Regions from separate parts of the Mus musculus genome. Here all the other regions are linked to region 1. Evidence: chromatin loops called from intact Hi-C (ENCODE). Cell type or tissue: left cerebral cortex. All regions are shown on one strand. Each heading gives the region's core, and the rest is flanking DNA. Links, peaks and the distances in the headings are about the cores only.

Region 1 (3,766 bases), core at 664-3,163:
TCCCAAGTGCTTGAGTAAAAATAAAAAGTGTGTTTTAGCTTGCATAGATCATTCAAGGGCTGTCTAAGTCACCTTCTTTGGATTACAATTTGCCTGATTTGGGTGGAATATAACCCCATGCAAGGAAGTCACTCTCTCAAACGTCACATTAATTTGTATGGAGTCTGCACGTGTGCAGACAAAGCTATCTACAGGGATACAACTAAGTCTCTTTTGTTTTGTAAATATTCCCTTCATGAAATAATTAGCTGTCTTTAAAAAAAAAATAAAAAAACCCAACTGCTTATTTTGCTACACTGAAAAAAAGATCTTTAAGTTGTGGGGAGGCTCATGGCATAGTGCACGTACGGAAGTCAGCAGACAAGTCATGGGAGCATTTTTCTCTTTCTACCCCCGACTGTCAGGCTTGAGGGCAACCATTTACCTGATGAGCTATCCTGCCAATCCCTTACCAGTTGTCGCATGTATTGACAGAAGAGAGAGCTAAGAGTGGGAACTCCTCATTATGAATGAAGTCAGAAGAGTAAACTGGGAGCCCGAGTTGTGCTAACACGGAAGGATGATCCCCTGGGCACGGTGGGAACACAGGAGCGGACTTTTGTCTTCATACAGGGAACTATCTAGCTTCCAGACTTTGAATATCAAGGCCTGCCTTGAGGTAGGAGCAGCTGAGGCTTGCACAGAGATGCCTGGCCAGCTCCAAGGTAGGCACTGTGTCTGGGAGTGTTGGCTTGTGTCTGTTCTGGTCTTACCCAGGAGGTCAGAAACTTGTCAAAAGCTGAAGATAACTCAGGCCGCCCTGGGTATGGCCCTCTTACTTCACCAATCAGGAAAGGCCTGTGCCCAGGCCAGTTTGAGGCCCTGGGTCTTTGAGGGGGAAATTTCTCACTTCTTCACTTAAACTGTCCTTCAGGGTCTGGTTTTGAATCCTTGTGTCAGCCCTTTTGTTATATGTTAGCTACTTTGGGTGACACTCTGCAAGATTGCCTTACTTTGATCCCAATGTATAGCCAATATATGGAGGGCCAGTGTAGTCCTACTCAGGCCGTAACCTAGATACCTGCTATGCACATGGATACTTGGTTCCCAGTCCTGGAGGATGCAGGGTAAGGATCATAGCAGCTGCCAGCCTGAGAATCACAGAGATCTGCTGTCCAAGCTATTGGCTAATGGCTGGCTCAAGAAGGGCCAAAAGCTACTAGACGCAGCTTCTTCAATATAGGATTACGTTCCTAAGTTCCCACCTCACAGAACAGGGTCCAGTAGACAGATGTTGCTGGTACCTATATCACTGATGAGAGGCTGGGTCACAGTTCATGGGGTAGTCGGTGTTACCTGCCAGTGAGTGACACAGGGACTCTCCATAGCTGTACCTCCTCTGCATCCCTAGGTCATGCTGTGAGCTCTGCAATCCTGTGTTGTTCTTGAGTGTGGAGTTCTGTATATCACTACACATGGAAACCCAGAAGTACTTTGGGCAGTCCTGCTCTGAAGACCTTGAGTGGTTCTTTGTGCAGGCACATGGGTTTTTGAGCTATCTTCTCAACATAAGAGTAACCTGGCATGAGTGTTCTGTGGTGTCCTTTATGTCACCTGGAATGCGTGTTTGTGTTGCCCCTATCATATGGGGGTAGGAACTTCGGTTGTGTGGCGACCCTAGGGTGCTTTGAGACGTTCTTGTATCAGAACCCGAATGTTTTGTGGCATCCTTGCTATGAGGAAGGGAACCTGGGTTTTGTTTTGTGGTGTCCTTGTTATGAGTGTCTCGTGGAGCACGACGTCCAGCAGTGTGGGGAGTGAAGGTTACTTCACAGTGTCTACCTAGAACGGGAACCCCGGGATGTAGGGCGGCAGCGGCGCAGATCTACTGCGGACCGCCGCTCAGCTGGCCTGTGGTTGTGGCAGGGGCCTTGTGGGTTTCGGGGGCCCCAAGACCGTGGTGGCAGCAGGACCGGAGTCTTCCCAGCCGCGCAGGAAGCGGCCTCGGCCGGAAGGGGGGCCCCAGGCGCCTCCGCTGTGGCCGCCTCCAGTGGCCTCCACAAGGCGGGGCCGAGCGAGACCGAGTAGGGCCGAGCAGGGCCGAGCCGGTACCGAGTAGGGCCGAGCGGGGCCGAGCACTGCCGAGAGGGGCCGAGCTCCGGTACGGGGGAGCCGAGCGGAGTCGAGCTGTGGGCGGACAAAGCCGAGCTTGGCCGAGTCCGGTCCGGGCGTAGCCGAGCGCCACTGAGCCCGGGAGGGGGAGCGCGCGTTCTTGGAAGAGCCCGCCCGGAGCTGGTCACATTCCTGGCCCGCACTCCGGCTGAGGCGGACGCACGGCAACAAACAACGCGGGAGGCGGGGCTGGCGCGGGCGGGGCGGGGCGGTACGGGGCGGGGCGGCGCGCGGCGGCGTGAGCTCAGCTCCCGGCGCTCAGTCCGAGCCGGAGCGAGCCGCCGGAAAGATGTGCGCCCAGTGCGCAGAGCCCCGCGCCGCCGCGGCGCTCTGAGGCCGCGGGCCAGAGGCGCCTCCGCCGTCCCGGGAGCCGCGCGCGCGGGCCAGCGGGCGGCCGGGAGCCGGCAGGCGGCCGCGCGGGCGGGCAGGCCGCCAGGGGCCGGCGGCGGGCGCGACGCGGCCGGTCAGCACCGCCGGGACGAGCCGAGCGGGCGCCGCGCGGTGGGAGGAGCGGGGCAGCGGCGGCGCGCCGCGCGCGCGGGGGGCCCGGGCGGCGGCGGGCGCGGCGCGGGGCGCGTGGATGTGGCGCCGGGCCCGGGCGGCGGCGGGCTCCAGCGGCGGGACCCCTTCGCCCCGCCCGCCTTCGCCTTCGCGCCCCCGGGCGAGGCCGAGGCCGGGGCCGTGATCGGCCGTGAACCGGCGACGGGGGGCGGTCGTGGCCGCGGTCGCGGGCGGCGGCGGGGTGCGCGGGGCGGCGGCGGAGGCCGTGGGGGCCCGGGCGCACGGGAGCGGGAGCGGCCGGGGGAGCCCGATCGCACCATGGAAGCTGCAGCGGCCGGCCGGGGCGGCTTCCAGCCGCACCCGGGGCTGCAGAAGACGCTGGAGCAGTTCCACCTGAGCTCCATGAGCTCGCTGGGCGGCCCGGCCGCTTTCTCGGCGCGCTGGGCGCAGGAGGCCTACAAGAAGGAGAGCGCCAAGGAGGCGGGTGCGGCCACAGTGCCGGCGCCGGTGCCCACTGCCGCGGAGCCGCCGCCCGTGCTGCACCTGCCTGCCATCCAGCCGCCGCCGCCCGTGCTTCCCGGGCCCTTCTTCATGCCGTCGGACCGCTCCACCGAGCGCTGTGAGACCGTGCTGGAAGGGGAGACCATCTCTTGTTTCGTGGTGGGAGGTGAGAAGCGTCTGTGCCTGCCGCAGATCCTCAACTCGGTGCTGCGCGACTTCTCACTGCAGCAGATCAACTCCGTGTGCGATGAGCTGCACATCTACTGCTCGCGCTGCACCGCCGACCAGCTGGAGATCCTCAAAGTCATGGGCATCCTGCCCTTCTCCGCGCCCTCCTGCGGGCTCATCACTAAGACGGACGCCGAGCGCCTGTGCAACGCGCTGCTCTACGGCGGCGCCTACCCGCCGCCTTGCAAGAAGGAGTTGGCGGCCAGCCTGGCGCTGGGCCTGGAGCTCAGCGAACGCAGCGTCCGCGTGTACCACGAGTGCTTCGGCAAGTGCAAAGGGCTGCTGGTGCCCGAGCTGTACAGCAGTCCCAGCGCTGCCTGCATCCAGTGCCTCGACTGCCGCCTCATGTACCCGCCGCACAAGTTCGTTGTACACTCGCACAAGG
Region 2 (3,766 bases), core at 826-3,325, 58 kb after region 1:
ACACCCTCTACATCAGTGGTTCTCAGTTTGTGGGTTGGAAGACCCTTTCAACAGGGGCCACATATCAGATATTTACATTATGATTTAAAACAGCAAAATGAAAGTTACAAAGTAGCGATGAAAATAATTTTATTGTTCGTGGTCACCACAACATGAAGAACTGTATGTATTACAGAGGTCACAACATCATTGTTGGGAGAGTCACTGCTCTACATGGGACCCTTATTTCAATACCTGTGAGAGGTCTGGAGATAGACATTAGTGTTTGACCATTTGCAGGCACAAAAAGAAGATTATAAGAAGCAGTCACCTGCCCTGTTGGCCACTTGTAGTTTCCTTGGTACACAGATCCCATTCTGGCTCTGTCTGTAGGCTGCACCTCAGGTGCATGTGAACTGTGCCCAGCGTCTCAAAACTCTGGGTAAGACGTTGCATCTTACTGCGTCGGGGTCCTTTGTGGGGCTGATACCCCTGGTGTGTCACCCCAGGTGCTGCCCACCATCTTCCTCTCCAAGTGCTTCAGACACATCCATCACGGGATTAATGTATTTCTACACTTACCGTAACCTTCCCAGTGGCTCTCTGCTGAGTCTTGCCAGACACAACTGGCGTTTCCCACCCCAGAGCTGTTTTCTGGTGGTGCTGTTGGATACTGTCCTTTGGGATCCATGTCAGGGTCAAAAGTAGAGTTTCCCAAGGCTCGGCCCACCAGACCTTGCAAAGCATTCAAGCTCAGGAGAGGTGTGTTTGAAGCATGCCTGGCTCAGCCTCACTGCTTTCTGTTAGGAAGCTACTGTCAACGAGCAACTCCCCTGGAATATGCAGGAGCTGCTTGTTCTTGGACACAAGCATAGGTTAGCCCTGTCCACCATCGCTGAGTTACTTCCAACCCTGGTGTACCATGGAGGTCCCAACCCTGAGGGGTAGCCAGGTGTATGGCCTCTGACTTTGGTAAAGTTGCTTGACGTTGTCTCTGGCTCCAGAATTGAGGTAACATCAAAATATCCTATTAAAGGTTTGCCCCCACTAAGGAGATCATGGACTCCCAGATGGCTCACATATGTTGCTCTTTGGGCCTGGGTGTGGACTATCTTTGTATAAATGACAAACCCCAGTGGCCAGGAGGTTTGAGGTAGTCATCAACAACATCACAACACTGGCAGAAGTTGCCAACCAGAGGGACCACAGGTCGACTGCTAATGTAACCTCTGAGGGTCCTTATGCATCTAGCAGAATGTCAGCTGGGCCCAGTCTATCTCAGTGTATCTATGTGTAGGCATCCAGGCCCTGACACCCTCAGGCAGAGACTACCTGCCTGTGCCATGATACTTAGTTGGGTCTTGGCATCTAGTGAATCTTCTATATGTGTGGCAACTCCTACCAGGGCAGACAAGGTGAAACCTCCTTTTTTTTTGCTCTAGGGTGTTGGCATCTCCTTGTATCTGGCTCTAGAATCTGGAAGAGAACAGCCAGCACTTTGTCCACAGTGAGCCAGAGTCTTAAGAGAGATGCAACTCACTTTCCCTCCCTCCCTCCCTCCCTCTCTCCCTCCCTCATTTCCTTCCTCCTTTCCAATTTGGGAAGGGACCTGGAGAGATTGCTTGGTGATTAGGAATTCATCGTTTGCTCTTGCAGACGACCTGAATTCTATCTCTAATGCCCACATGTGGTTCACAACTGCCCATAACTGCAGTGCCAGAGGCTCCAGTAGACACACACATAATAAACACATGCAAGTAGAGTGCTTAGCCAAGGGGTGGTGGAGCACGACTTTAATCCCAGCAAGCTGCAGGCAGAGGCAGGCACATCTTTTAGTTTAAGGCCGGTGAGTTCCAGGATACACAGAGAAATCCTGTTTTGAAAACAACAACAACAACAACAACAAAATAATTATTCATATAAAATGAAATAACTTCCCAAAGTATAGTTTTAGAGACTTACTTGTTTTAATTTGTGATGTGTTTAAATGCTTTGCCTGCACATACATCTACATACCCACCATGTGCATTCCTGGGGCTGGAAAAAGTCAGAAGAGGACGTTTGATCCTGTGGAACCTGAGTTCCAGATGACTGTGAACCCCTCTGTGGGTGCTGTGAATAAAACCCAAGTCTTCAGCAACAGCAGCAAATGCTCTTAACCACCGAGACATTTTTTTATGTTTGTATGTTTACATGTATATATGTTTGTGGGCCATGCCATGTGTGTGACTAGTACCCATGAAGGCCAGAAGAGGGCATCAGTTCCCTAAAACTGGCATTGGAGATGGTTGTGAGTCACCTTGTGAGTGCTGGGAACCAAATCCAAGTCCTCTGAAAGAACAGCCAGGGCTTTTACCCACTGAGCCATCTCTTTAGCTCAAGGGATGTATAGACAGCATTTCTGAGGGCTTCTAAATAGGTGGGTATTAATTACATGATGTCCCCACAGCAGAGCTGGCTCATACCTGGGAAGGCTGTTCCTGTCACAAGCCAATTCCGAGTCCCTTCCTGTCATTGCCCTTTAGTCCTCAAGGCTGGCACACGCTGCACAGGGAATGCTTAGAGTGAGGCAACGAGACCTCACAGACTTCTCCCGGATGACTGTGGCCCTTTCCATGCACAGAGAGCGGGGCCTAGCCTGCCTTATTGCTGTTGGCAGCTGTTGAGTTTGGGTGTTCCCTCATAATCCATCCTGTTGTATTTGTGTGTTTAAGGGCGTAAGTGACAAGAGACCCTGGCACTAGATAGGCTGAGAGCCTGGCTGGAATCAGGCCAGCCTCATTTCCTGACACTTGTTCCTTCTGTTGGCCTTTCCTGCCTCTGTCATTTGGAAGCTTGCCTGGGTTCCGCCCTGTGGTGTGGGTACTGTCTGCATTGTCAGGGACATACAGCAGAGTCCCTGTGTTCTCCCATGACCATTTGGTGGTCACTTAAAGATGGTTGGCGTCTGGGGCAGTGACCAGAGCACTATAGGAAGTTAAGCTGCATGCTCTGATCACAACCCACCCACCTACACACACCTACACACACACACACACACACACACACACTCAAAATCAAGGATAAGAAACTGGATGCAGCTGGAAGGATGGCTGCGCAGGCCTTGGGGACAGGTTCTGAGGCAGACTCTTTTTGTTTGTTTTATTTTCGGGACAGGATCTCCTTATTATGTAGCTCTGGCTGTCCAGGAACTTGCTGTGTAGACCAGGCTGGCCTTGGACTCCCAGTGTGCATGCGTGCCCCATCACCTTGGCTCTGATAATGAAGTTTCTTCAATAGTCGGGGGGGGGGGGGGGCTATCTTGGGGTGAACCATGGCAGTGAGCTTGTTCTTTCAGGACAGGCCAGAGTGGAGACTGTCGGGATTCTGTAGCGTGTGAGGTGAGCAGATGCTGTGTAGGGCCCCTGTGGTTCTCAGTTTCTTGTGTGGGGATCTAGTTACCACGGTCACCTTAGCACAGTGTGCAGGCCTCTTTTAGAACCCCGAATCTACTCACTCCCTTCGCAGTGCCGGCCATAGTGACTACTGCCTGTGACAAGTTGCCGTGCCTTGGGACGATTTCTCCAGCTACCTGCTGTCTATGCTTGTTGGGCATCCACAGGGTGCACGGTCTGTGCTGATTGGCTCCTGCTGGCCACAAATCCCTGAGGCCCTGCCTGCCAGTTCTCTGTCCGTCTGAGGCTAGAGACAAGTGCTAGACACAGCAGCCACATTGGCCACAGCTCATCTGAATGCCAGGCCCCACTGTGACCCACAGGCCCATAGTGTCCTGTCCTGTTTCTTTCCT
Region 3 (3,766 bases), core at 826-3,325, 79 kb after region 1:
AGCCATTTCTTTTCCTTTTGGGGGGCTATTTCTTTATTTATTTATTGTGACAGGGCTTCTCTGTGTAGCCCTGGCTGTCTTAGAACTTGTTCTGTAGACCAAACTTGTTCTGCTGGCCAACCTCAGAGATCTACCTGCCTCTGCCTCCTGAGTGCTGGGATTAAAGGTGTGCGCCATCACAGCCCAGCAGGGGCTTTTTATTTTTTCTGTGAGCTCTGGAGAATGAACTCAGGTCCTCCTGCTTGCAAGACAGATGCATTCCCAACTAAGCTATCTCCTCCATCCTTAATTTAGTCTCTACTCTTCTTTTAAGATAGGCTCCGTCTATATCGCCAAAGCTGGTCTTGAGTGGACAATGATCCTCTCAACTGCTGGGGTTACACATTACCAGATCTGGCGCTAGAACTCTTCTTGGGCATTCAAGTTTCATGTGCTTGGACCACTCGGCGGCAGGGCCCTGGGTGGAGGAGGGGTTGCAGACGAGAACATCTGCACCTGTTCCTGTCCTGGCCACATGGAGGGCCGGGCCAGTTCCAGCGACCACAGTTCTCAGAAGACCAGCAGTTACCGGTGCAGATACACTTGTCCAGAAGAGGCAGTGTGTCTGTCTGGATATTGTGGCTACCCCTAATGTCCTGAGACAAGGATAAGAAGCCAGTGTCATCTCAGAACCTCAGTGGCTGTGTCAGGAAGCCAGAGCAGGAAGCCCGGGGTCTTGCCTGGACAGCTGGTGGGTTTGCTGATGACTGTGTAGGTGGCCAGCCTGGAGCTGTTTGCAGAGGCTGTGATGGAAAGCAGCCCCACCTGGCCTGCCTCGATTACCAGGACAGACCTGATGCCAGCTGAGGAGCCACTGTGGCACAAGCCCCGCCTGCCATACCCACATGGAACAGTGACTGCAAGTTTCAAAAGCTCAGCATGCTGTGGGGAGTTAAATACCAGAGGCTGCCTGAGGATGGGCTGGAAAACGGCAGCTGCGGCTGCTCACTCCCAGCCATTTTCCTTCCTAAATTGAAACATCATTTTCTTTGTTTTTCTTTTGACAGAAATTTGGTTTCATCTTGAGAAGGAGGAGGAGGAGGAGGAGGAGGAGGAGGAGGAGACTACAGAATGTTGTACTGTGCCTGAAGGGCAGACTTGAGAAGTGATGCTCATGAGTAGTTTAGGAGATAACAGTAGAGGGCAGGTCCAGAGACCTCCTGTGACCTGGTGAAAAGATGGCTGACCCAGGGGGTTGGGCCTCCTCAGCAGTCAGGTGTGTCCCTTCAGCGGCAGTTATGAGACCCGCCCCCCCCATGACCCTACCTTACCACTGCTGGGGATGACCAGGTAAGGAGGCCCTCTTCACTCTGCGACGCTAGGGAACCTGAACTTGAGGCTCCTCACGCTGGATGGCCTAGTTGCCCCCAGTTCTTGCCTTCACAGAAATCTAACGTAGACCTCCATGGCCCTGGGAATAATGTTGGTGGGGCAGATATGAGGGTCCTCAGAGGGCACTGGGACACTGAGCCTAGCCTCTACCTGTGTCCCATAAGACTCCAACCCAATGCAGTGCTGGGGCCAAGAGCCTGCTAGAAGGAGTCCCACAAAAGGTGCTACTCAGGGTTGGTATTTAGAATTTTATTGACGTCAGTAGCTGTGGGGCTCACGTGGGCAGTCCTAACGCTCAGGTTGTTTAGGAATAGAGAGGATGTGGTCCCTGGGAGAAGCAGCATCAATCTCCATTCAGGGAAGGCTGGCCTTCCCATGAGGGTATTGCTGGCTCCTTTATGTCCAACAGCCAAGAGTAGCCGCTAGCTTAGAGCTTCTGGTGATCTTCAGGGACATGGGGCCAGTGGGTGTCCCCCTTGGCTAAGATCCGCAGGTGTTTGAAGGTGGTGGGCAGCCTGTGGCCCAGGAAGGGAGGGCTGGTCACATCACAGACCATGAGCACATACTCCCCTGTGAGGGACAGGCAGGGGTATCAGGCTAGTGTGACCACTGGAGCCTAGGCTCTTCACCCTCCCTGGGTATCTCAGCCCTATCATCTCTGCCTGCCACAGACTGCCATCCTGAGGTTGGGTGTTTGGTTAGCAAGCGTTTGGGCAAAGCAACCAGCTTCGCAGGCCCAGCCTGGATCTGAAGTAAGCAGTGGTGTGGGCCAGCCCTTGGGGTCAAGCCACAGAGACCCCTGCTCCCAACTGCTAATTAGGCCACGTGGCTGAGTCTTTTTGTAAATACTTGACTACATTGTTTTTGGAGAAAACACATTCATTTTCTCTAAATATTTAAGAAATAGCTGGGCCTCTGAAGGTTTGAAGTGTCTGGTGGGGTCCTGAGGCCCTGGGGGGGTGCTGTTGGGAAAGCCCTAGGGGACTGGAGGGTAGAAAGCCTGGGGGTCTCTGGAGAGGGAAAGCCCTAGGGGGGGCTGAGAGGGAGGGAAAGCCTGGGGGTCTCTGGGGAGGGAAAGCCTGGGGGGGGGGCTGGGGTAAGGGAAAAACTGGAGGCAGGAGAGAGAAAGCTTGGGGGGCTGGGGGGAGGGAAGGCGGGAGGGGGGCACAGAAGGGAAAGCACTTTTCCTTTCCACAGTCTGTAAACTGTCTGGAGAGCTTCAAAGTTGGAGAAACCATAAAAAAGAAAATAAGAAATAACAAAAAGGGAAGTTGCCATAGAAACAGCCCTCTCTCCCTCCCCTGAGCCCGCTGGGGCTGGCACCAGAGTGTGGAAAAAGCTCCTTGGCTGGCCCAGGCTCACACCAGGAATGTGGCGGCAGCTGAAACTGGGTTGGGGCAGGCTCCCACCACCAAGCACAGCAGAGCCCAGCCGAGTGACATTCCAGCCACTGAGCAAGTAGTTACCCTCCATTCTGGCTCAGCTAAGGGCTGTGCCTTCCTGGACAGGACAGGATGAGAGTGGGCCTGGGGGCTGGAGGAATTTGCTTGGCCTTGGGTCAGTTTCTTTAGAGAAACTGGCTTTAGGAGGCCCATGAACTGGGACTGGGGTGCCTGGGACGGGGGACGCACATTGTATCAGTAAAGCAACGGCAGCAGGCCAGCCCCGCTCTGGCAGCTGGAGGAAAGCCCTGCATAGCGACGCAGCCACAGTGTTCCCAAGCAGCCCATCTCTAGGCGTTCCCAGGAACATGCAGCTGCACCAGGCTGGGCCAAGGGTGCTGGCCTGGGGAGCCAGTGTGAGCTCACGGCCATGGCCGCTGAACCAGGCCACAGGCCTGATCTGACCCTGTTCCTGGATCTGTCCCCCATCAGATGCATAAGACTGGTATGAGAAGCGCTGGCTGGTGGCTGCACTGGAGGGAGGCCTGGCCCAGACACCACATTGTTCAGTCGTGGGCTCCAATCCTGTCCCCCCAGGCAGTTCTTGCTGAGGGGCTTGGCTGTCACCTGGCTTTGCCCTGTGTGACACCCTCAATCTTGGAGCTGAAAGATCTTTCTCACTGTCCAGAGGTAACAGGGGCTTTGCCCAGTGCTGATCAAAGACTCAGCAGTGGGTGTGGGTGGGAATGCTCTAGCCACCCCTGCCCCTGTTCTAGGCTCTTTCTAGTAGAGCCCAACAGCAGAGCTGCAAGCCCAGGCTCACCCTGACCTCAAGGCCCTGCCAGAGCTGTGAGTGGACGATTTCTTAGGCTTCCTATGACCCTATGTGAGATGAGTCTCATGGCCTAATAGCCTCCCACCAGGATGGATGTTAGAGATGCTGGAACAAGGCTAATTTCTTGGGCCAGCCAGACAAGCATTTCCCCTTTGGACCTATATCAGCCTGGGCCCTT

The links. Peaks named below come from ENCODE experiments on the same cell type or tissue, not always from the same donor. Only the 100,000 strongest peaks of a DNase experiment are listed, where the experiment ranks them.
Region 2: a loop joins it to region 1, with 2.2 times the contacts of the local background. A loop is called at or near these places in 17 of 42 quality-filtered maps.
Region 3: a loop joins it to region 1, with 2.1 times the contacts of the local background. A loop is called at or near these places in 16 of 42 quality-filtered maps.

The regions. Positions count from the first base shown.
Region 1 is chr4:155,221,725-155,225,490 of GRCm38, reverse strand. Ski (ski sarcoma viral oncogene homolog (avian)) reads left to right here and starts at 2,956. Exons shown (of 7, transcript NM_011385.2): 1 at 2,956-3,766. The coding sequence starts at 2,971. Gm42364 (a long non-coding RNA gene) reads left to right here. Exons shown (of 2, transcript XR_881641.2): 2 at 1-51. In left cerebral cortex, for the core only: a CTCF peak has its summit at 2,005; a DNase peak (open chromatin) is centred at 2,163; H3K4me3 peaks cover 836 bases; H3K27ac peaks cover 877 bases.
Region 2 is chr4:155,163,713-155,167,478 of GRCm38, reverse strand. The region is part of intron 1 of Ski (ski sarcoma viral oncogene homolog (avian)); the gene reads left to right. Among named protein-coding and RNA genes, the nearest start is that of Ski, 57 kb to the left of the region's middle. In left cerebral cortex, for the core only: a CTCF peak has its summit at 2,233 (motif pointing right); a DNase peak (open chromatin) is centred at 2,776.
Region 3 is chr4:155,143,342-155,147,107 of GRCm38, reverse strand. It overlaps Morn1 (MORN repeat containing 1), which reads right to left. Exons shown (of 14, transcript NM_001081100.1): 14 at 1,601-1,941. The coding sequence ends at 1,799. Among named protein-coding and RNA genes, the nearest start is that of Morn1, 59 kb to the right of the region's middle. In left cerebral cortex, for the core only: a CTCF peak has its summit at 2,067; DNase peaks (open chromatin) are centred at 869, 2,092, 2,744 and 3,049; H3K27ac peaks cover 1,552 bases.